2 separate regions of the Homo sapiens genome follow, and region 1 is linked to region 2. Evidence: chromatin contacts called from ENCODE Hi-C or POLR2A ChIA-PET data. All regions are on one chromosome and are shown on one strand. Each heading gives the region's core, a stretch centred on a gene start or an enhancer-like site at or near the end of the contact. The rest is flanking DNA. Distances are from core to core; before and after follow the strand shown.

What was found. Hi-C counts contacts between places; a loop is a spot of excess contacts on that map. ChIA-PET counts read pairs that join two places held with the same protein, here RNA polymerase II (POLR2A). Pooled maps may share reads with other maps.
Region 1: a map of right lobe of liver shows a loop between it and region 2 (2.1-fold over the local background). The contact joins the enhancer-like site here to the promoter of AATBC in region 2. A Hi-C loop is called at or near these places in 6 of 168 maps with a recorded cell type or tissue (K562, esophagus squamous epithelium, heart left ventricle and 3 more), 3 of 37 single-sample maps with no recorded cell type and 11 of 50 pooled maps. POLR2A ChIA-PET finds 5 or more read pairs at or near these places in 11 of 52 experiments (CD8-positive, alpha-beta T cell, HEK293, K562 and 8 more).

What each region holds. Positions count from the first base shown.
Region 1 is chr21:43,877,958-43,881,848 of GRCh38, forward strand. All of the region lies in intron 1 of AGPAT3 (1-acylglycerol-3-phosphate O-acyltransferase 3), which reads left to right. Among named protein-coding and RNA genes, the nearest start is that of AGPAT3, 15 kb to the left of the region's middle. RefSeq lists a silencer at 1,939-2,123. Within about 2 kb of position 2,479, at least 13 of the 41 ENCODE cell types and tissues checked have a DNase peak (open chromatin) inside an H3K27ac peak, as active enhancers do.
Region 2 is chr21:43,811,317-43,815,382 of GRCh38, forward strand. It overlaps AATBC (apoptosis associated transcript in bladder cancer), which reads right to left and starts at 1,251. Exons shown (of 2, transcript NR_026961.1): 1 at 1-1,251. It overlaps LOC124905033 (a long non-coding RNA gene), which reads left to right and starts at 1,356. Exons shown (of 2, transcript XR_007067897.1): 1 at 1,356-3,679.

The DNA.
Region 1 (3,891 bases), core at 1,229-3,728, 68 kb after region 2:
CTCCTGCCCCACCACCAGCCTCGCTTTCGACTGAGACTGCCCGTGGTCTTGCGTGGGGTCGCTCCAGCTCAGATCCCATCACACTTGTTCCCCACAGAACAAGAGGCAGCCTTTCAGTGGCCCTGCGCTTTCCCCGCCACTGCTTGCTCAGCCCCCACCCGTGATGACGCCTGCTGATGTCAGTGTCCCCCGACCTCACGCTCTGCACCCCCACACCCGGTCTTCAAGCTGCCCCACTGGCCACACTCTGCCTTGGACTTTAGCCTGCCTGGAACACACTTTCTCCTTTTGCCTGGTGACTTCGACCTGGATGTCACTTTGCCGAGGTGGCCTGCTCCTATCCTGAGTGTGAGTTAGATACACACACACACTTAATGCACAACGGAGTCACGTCGTGGCTCTGTCTCTGCGGCCTGCCCGCTTCAGTTCACATTGCACTGCTGACCTTCCCATTTGCCCCCTCGAGGGAGGGCTGCACTGGGCTCCGCTGTGTGGACACAGCCAGCTGTGGCCAGCCCTGTCAATGGACACTGATGCCGCTCCGTTTTCCCAGTTATAAATATGATGGGCATCCTTGTACAGTTCTTCTCTAGTCAATGTCTTGAAGGTAAAGTCTACAGGTGGATTGCTGAGTAAAGGGTCTTGCCATTTCAAAGACGTTAGACACGTTGTTGCTGATTTACCCTCTGCAAAGATCACGTCTGTTTCTACTCACACCAGTAGTATTTGAAAGAATGACACTGTTGTAGATGTTTAATAGTTTTTTATTTCCATTTGTCTTTTTTTTTTTTTTTGGACACAGAGTTTTACTCTGTTGCCCAGACGGGAGTGCAGTGGTGCAATCTCGATCTTGGCTCATTGCAACCTCCACCTCCCGGGTTCAAGCGATTCTTGTGCCTCAGCTTCTGGAGTAGCTGGGATTGAAGTTGCACGCCACCACACCTAGCTAATTTTTGTAATTTTTGTAGAGATGAGGTTTCACCATATTGGCCAGGCTGGTCTCAAACTCCTTGCCTCAAGCAACCTGCCCACCTCGGGTCCTAAAGTGCTAGGATTACAGGTGTGAGCCACCACGCTTGGCTTGTCTTCTAGTTTTGAAATTCAACATGCCACTGGCTGCAGTGTCTCATGCCTGTAATCCCAGCACTTTGGGAGGCTGAGGCAGGCTGATCACTCGAGGTCAGGAGTTCGAGACCAGCCTGACCAACATAGCAAAACCCTGTCTCTACTAAAAATACAAAAACTAGCTGGGTGTGGCAGTGCGTGCCTGTAATCCCAGCTTCTCAGAAGGCTGAGACATGAAAATTGCCTGAACCCAGGAGGTGGAGGTTGCAGTGCGCTGAGATTGTGCCACTGCACTCCAGCCTACAACAGAGTGAGACTCTATCTCAAAAAAAAAAAAAAAAAAAAAAAAAATCCAACATGCTAAGACTGAGTAAAGCTTCATCTCCTGTGAATACCGTATAAAGCACAATTGATGCTGTACAGTATTTTATTTCAGCTGTGAAAAGGGACCGCGGGTGTCTGGCTGTGCTGGAGGAGGAGTCTGGTCTTTCTCGGTGGGAAGTGCTGGGTGGCCGTGGGCTTGGAGGCTGGGTCGTGGGGGTGTGGCCCAGGCAAGTTTCCTTCTCTGCTCTCGGCTGTGCACCTGTCTCCTTGTCTGTTCTCCTTCAGCAGTTTGTGAGGCTGCACATGTGAAAATGCCTTGTCAATGGCACAGTGGCACGTGGACCTGCTGCGCTGTGTGCGTGTCAGGGCGGCCATGTTGTGTGTGGCTGTCTGCACTCTGAGTCCTGGCTGGGCCGCCCGGGGATGATGGCACTTAGGGAAGAGTGACTGCAATCAATGAGCACCACGTTGAAAAGCAGAGCAATCTAGAAGCGACAGCCTGAGCTCTGCGCCTTTGTCCTGAGCTGGCCTTAGGACCTCTGGGCACCTGGTACTCTTGCTTCCCGTGAGCTCCCGTGTCCCCGCATCCTGGCATGTGGGCCTCTCCCTATGCTCCTGGGGTGGAACTGAGAAGACGTGGGTTCTGCCCGTCTCTGTTACTGTTTATTCTTGAAGAACAGGGCAGCATGACTCCGGGGCGGAGGACGCAGCCCTGCATCCCTTGCGTCCCCAGGCATCTTAGGAGCACTGTGGAAACTCAGGGTGTGGACTTGAGCTTCGACATCAGTTGGCACTGGCCTTTTGCACCCATGAAATTGATGTTTGTCTGTGGCCTCCCAGGCTGGTGCTGTGTTCCTGGACCAGCGTCCGATTTCCCTGCTGCTGAATCACTTCATGGCTCAGCACAGCTGAGGGCAGCAACTGTTGTCCCCTAGAGCCCGAGATCTGGGAGCGGCAGGGGCAGCCACTGTTCCTGTGGAACACACTGGAGAGGCATCTGCAGGGGCGGGGTGGGGCTCCTGGTCAGCCTGTTCTTGTCTTGTTCTGGTGCCACTTCCTCAGGTATGCGAGGGCTGCCTTTGTAAGTCACTGGCAGGAAGATGGGAAAGGTGCTCTGCAGGTCTCTACTGCCAGGAGCTCAGCTTTGATCTTGAGTGCTGGTGGCTGTCCAGCTTTACTGGCAGGGATTCTGATGACTCAGAGACAGTAGCTACCCTTTTCCCAGTGGTATTGCCACTGAGTGTGGGATGGGTCACAGCTATGTCTGTGGCCTTTTGCAAATCAACTTCAAAATTTGCAGTCACATTTATGGTAGGACAGATTCATTTCACAATGATTTTGCCAATTACCCTTGTTATTTCCACTCACATATATCTCCCCAAAGTGGAAACAAGGACACGTCTAGAGACAGGCGCTGGACGTCTCCTGCTCACTGGCATTAAGTGGGCAGGCGGCTTATTGCTGAGTGATGGTCCCTGGACATTTCCAGTCGACTGTGTTTGACATGGTGGTGAATTGGACACGTGACAGGTGGCAATATGTTAACTGTTCGTAGCAAGGAAGATTTGTTTTCAGGCTGGTGGTTTGATTACAAGTTGGTCATTCTTAATGCCAGGGAGGGGGAAGAGAGAGAAAATGAGAGAGAATGAATGAGAACAAATGTAAGAACTTTTTTTGGAAAAAAAGAAAATTGAGAAGAAAGTGATAGTAATTACTAATTGTTTTTACTTTGTCACTTATTATGTATTTATTTCCAGAAAGGGATCAGTTTTTTCTTCCTTCCAAGTTTTGTGGAAGAAAAAGAAAACTGAAAGTATTTAATAACTGTGTCATAATTTTTATTTTGTGCCTTGTGATTACATTGTATTTTGGGGAGTGGGTCAATTTTTTCTTAAATTAAGAAATGCTTTATATGAAAACACATACATAAAGTATTGAACCCCTGCACCTGCCTCAAGTGGAGAAATTAACCACTATAAATACTTTAGAAGGCAAAGGGTTGGTGAAGCTGAAAACTGCTAAAATTCTTAACATGCAGACAGAAAAGGGAGGTGGGAAGGATGTCGCCCTCAGAGAACGTGTCATACCTCAGCCTGTGCTGTCTGGGGCAGACGGCATGAGCCATGCAGCCCACAGAGGCATGCTGGAAACATGGCTGGTGGGAACTGAGATGTGTTTGTGGTGTGAAATGCACGCCGATCTCAGAGGCTTGATATGAAAGAGAATGTAAGTGATCTCATTCATATTCTTCTATATTGGTTACACGTAGAAATGATAATATTTTGGATATACTGGGTTAAATAAAATGTATTATTAATTTTTTTTTTTAGATGGAGTTTTGCTCTGTCGCCCAGGCTGGAGTGCAATGGCACAGTCTTGGCCCACTGCAACCTCTGCCTCCTGAGTTCAAGCCATTCTCCTGTCTCAGCCTCCTGAGTAGCTGGGATTACAGGTGCATGCCACCACGCCCGGCTAATTTTTGTATTTTTAATAGAGACGGGG
Region 2 (4,066 bases), core at 1-2,500:
GGCCAGAGGTCGGGAGGGGACAGAGGGAGCCACATAGGAGCCTCTACCAGCCCCTTTCTTACCACGGGGTGGGGGCGCTTCCCTCCCACAGGGTCTCAGGCTTGTGGGCTCCCCCCAGCTGCCCAGGCCCCAGAGGGCACTTCTGACCCTTCTCTTTGGGGTCTGCCCTGGGGGGCTCCAGGCCACTTGCTCCACCCCATCCCTCTTCTGGAGCCTCCCAGCACCTCAGTTCCGACTGTGGGGAAAACAGAACCCTAGGAAGCAACCTCACGGCTGTGGGCAGGGGAGGGCGGCCGGGAGCCCCAGCTGCCCCACAGGGACATTGAGTGAAGGCAGAGCCTGGGAGGGAAGTCAGATCCGTGCATGGGTCCCTTCCTGTTGGTGTTGGCGTCCCTGAGTGAGCAGCCATCCGCCGCCCCCTGGAAAGAGACCTGGAGAAGCAGCTTCAAGCTTTGGAGCCCAGCCCAGCTGCTAGCAGCCCCTGGGTCACAGTGCGAAGGGGGAAGGCAGGGGCTTGAGGAAGAAAGTGAGAGGATTGTGCCTGGGGGCCCCTGGAGGGCCAGTCTGGAGGCGCGTTGGGGTGAGGCGGTGCTGGCTGTGCCCGTCTGAGATGGGCAGAGGGAAGGCGCCCAGGGCTGAGCCCAGGGTCCCCAGGCCAGTCCCTCACTGCTCTGGGGTTCAGTTTCCTCACCTGCACAAAGGGCGGGTCCCGTGCTCTCCGGAGGCCACACGGGGTCTCCCTGAGGCACTGAGTCTGGCTTGTTTCTGGAAACTGAGGCACAGGAGGACGTTGATAACCGGCCTTCCTCTGTTCTCTTTCCCAGGGGTGCAGCTCGTCCGTCCCATGGTTTCAGATTTGCCCGGTGTGTTGCAACCACCACCTGGCACTCAGCTTGCCCGGTGCCGCCTGGCCCCGCAGCCTTTCCCAGGCCTTGCAAGGGTGGCACAGATGGGGAAACTCCATCTGCAGGGGCGTCACCCCCGAGGGATGTGTCCTCCACACTCCCTTGATGGTCACGTGGGTCCCGGGAGGGCGCGTGTGACTCTTCCCAGGATTGCAGCGTTGGGGCGTTGTGCCAGCCTGGCCCCGTGGGTGCGGAGTGCCGTGGACCCCTCGGCCCTCCTGACCTTGTTTCCCTTTGATGTAGAAGTCTGCATGGCATGAATTCCAGTGACAATGGGCCGGGCCAGGCTCCCTGTGCCCCTGGTACCGCTGCCCAGGGCCGGTCTCTGCAGTCACCCTCCTTCCTTCCTGGTGGCTCCTCCCTCCCTCCTTTGTTCTTCTTTCTTTTCCTGCCTAAATGTTTATCGAGTCCCTCCTGCATTAAGTACCCGTGCTGTGCAACAAATTACCTTGAACTTGGTGACTTCACCACCACTGCATGTCAGCGCCCAGCCGTAGACGAGGGTTTGGGAGGCATGGCTGGGCCTGCCCAGGGCTCCCTGGCTGAAGTGGGTGCTGAAGCTGCCAGGCACTGGAGGCTGGGCCTCTCGCACACTCCCTGGCTGTTGGGAGGGTGCATTCTTCTTTCTTCCTTGTCTTCTAGAGGATGCACTCTTGGCTGTAGGCCTCCCGTTTCTCTCACGGGCTATTCCTGGGGTTCCCTCAGATCCTGGAGGTGCCCACAGCCCCCTTCCCCGAGGCTCCCCCCCCCACACACTTTGCTTCTTCAGTGCCAGCAGGAGAAATTCTCCCTCATCAGCTTCCTCAGAGAAGGGCTCACCTGGTCAGGTCAGGCCCCGCACTCGGGCAGGCACAGCAGGGCGCACCCCATGACGCACCCAGAACCCGCCCCCACAGCCCCGGAGTCCTGGCCGCTGTCCCCAGCCCTACGCCCCTCTCAGAGCTTGAGCCAGGGGCAGCGCAATGGGCAGCTCCTTCCCTCTCCTGTCCCTGGAAAACTGCTCTGGGTGATTTGGCGGAGAGTGAGAGGATTCGAAAACGCTGGTACGTGGCAGGGGCTGGCAGATTCCAAAAGTGGCCCCAGACTCCCTGGACACCCAGACCATCCACCTGGTGCCACAGTACCTGATTCCCATGGCCAGGGCATTGGGGAGCCAGGCAGGGGCAGGGGAGGGGCGTTCCAGGTCCTCCCTCCTTGCCTTGACCTACATCCCAGGTGACCCAGCGAGGCCCAGGCCCCCGCCCAGTCTGCCCCGCCTCACAGTCAGGCTTCATCCTCATCCCCAGCAGCCCCTGGGCCCCCCATGTCACCCTCAGGGCACTTGAGGGCAGGGTCAGGCCAGACCAAGTGTGGGGCCTGGCCAGGAGCAGGTGGTGCCGGGGAATGAGTATAGGGCTTATGGTGCCGTGGCCTGTCTGCTGCCTGGTCTGTCCTAAGGCCAGTGGCCCTGTCCCTAGGCTGTGGGGCACAGGTCCCATTCCCCGGGGGAGTGAAGGGCTCAGGCAGCAGGCAGCCCCGTCCCCTCCCCTAGGGTGTGCCTGGGTGACTCCTGGGCTGGCCGACTGGGAGCTAGCCTGAGTGTAGGTTTTGAGTCTGAGCACCAGGTCCTCACCCTGCCCCTGGCACCCCTTGGGCACCTCCTGGCACCCTGTCTGCTTTGTGCCACTTGCCCTGGGGTCTGTCCCTCCCTTGGACAGACAACAGTGTCCTACTTTTTTTTTTTTTTTTTGAGAGAGAGAGTCTCGCTCTGTCGCCCAGGCTGGAGTGCAATGGCATGATCTCGGCTCACTGCAACCTCCACCTCCTGGGTTCAAGCGATTCTCCTGCCTCAGCCTCCTGAGTAGCTGGGATTACAGGCACACGCCACCATGCCCAGCTAATTTTTATATTTTTAGTAGAGACGGTTTCACCACGTTGGCCAGGCTGGTCTCCAACTCCTGACCTCATGATCTGCCCGCCTTGGCCTCCCAAAGTGCTGGGACTACAGGCGTGAGCCACTGCGCCCGACCCATAATGTCCTACTCTTGCCTGAAGGCTCTGAGCCGTTCGGGTCTCCTGGACACGGAGAAGCCACAGCCCAGTGCCACCTGTCCTTTTCTCTCCGCTGCTCACAGGGGCCGAGGTCTGCACACCCATGGCTGCCCCAGGCTGCCCGCCAGGAGCTGCCTTTTCCCTGGCCAGGCTGTTTCTCAGCCCTGCGGTTCCCAAGGAAACGGGCTTCCAGGCAAGCCCGGGTGGAGTTCACTTTTCTCCCAATTGGAATTCGGCTGAATTGAATCCAGCCTCTGCTCCCCTCACCTCCGCATCCTGAATTTCTGCTCCCAGCTCCCTCGGCCTGGGTCAGGTTGGGTGGGTGGTGACACCGTATTCTGGCCCTTGGGGTTTAGGTCAGAGGTGCTGGGGCCTGTGTGGGGTGATCATGGCACTCTGCGGAGAGGGAGGGAGCCAGGCCAGGAGGTCGGCTTGGCTGGAGACAGCCTGGTCCCACTGGGAGCCCTGGAGCACCTGGAGTTGGGCTGGCTGGGGCAGGAAGGTTGTCTTTTGGGCACCCCTCCAACCCGTCAATCAGCCGTGGGCTGCCCTTCCATTGAGATGTGGGGAAAACCTTGATGAGGTTTGTTCAAGGTGAATGTTCGTGAGGTGTGAGCCACTGCGCCTGGCACATGATGTCCTACTCCTGCCTCTCGCCTCAGGCAAGGGTCCGCAACAGCCGGGCTCAGCCTCTGTTTTGGAGGGAGGAAGGAAGGAAGCAGGAAGACTACCTGAAGCCCCCAGTAAGTGCAGTGGAGAAGATAGAGCAAGGTGAAGGGTTGGCCGTGTGGAGGGCGAGTGTGCGGTCAGGGGAGGGCTTCTTTGGGCAAATATTTGACAGAGGCAAAGCCGGGAGCCAAGTGGATATTTGGGGCAGAGTGGGGTTGGCGGCAGGAGTAGCCAGTGCCAAGGCCCTGCAGGGGTGCACGGGTGTGTAGACCGGTGAGAGGGCGTGGCAGCAGGGGAAAGGGGGGTGGGCGGGGGGGAGGGGGGGCGACCGGTGAGAGGGCGTGGCTGCAGGGGAAAGGTGGGTGGGCGGGGCGGGAGGCGACCGGTGAGAGGGCGTGGCTGCAGGGGAAAGGTGGGTGGGCGGGGCGGGAGGCGGCCGGTGAGGGGGCGTGGCTGCAGGG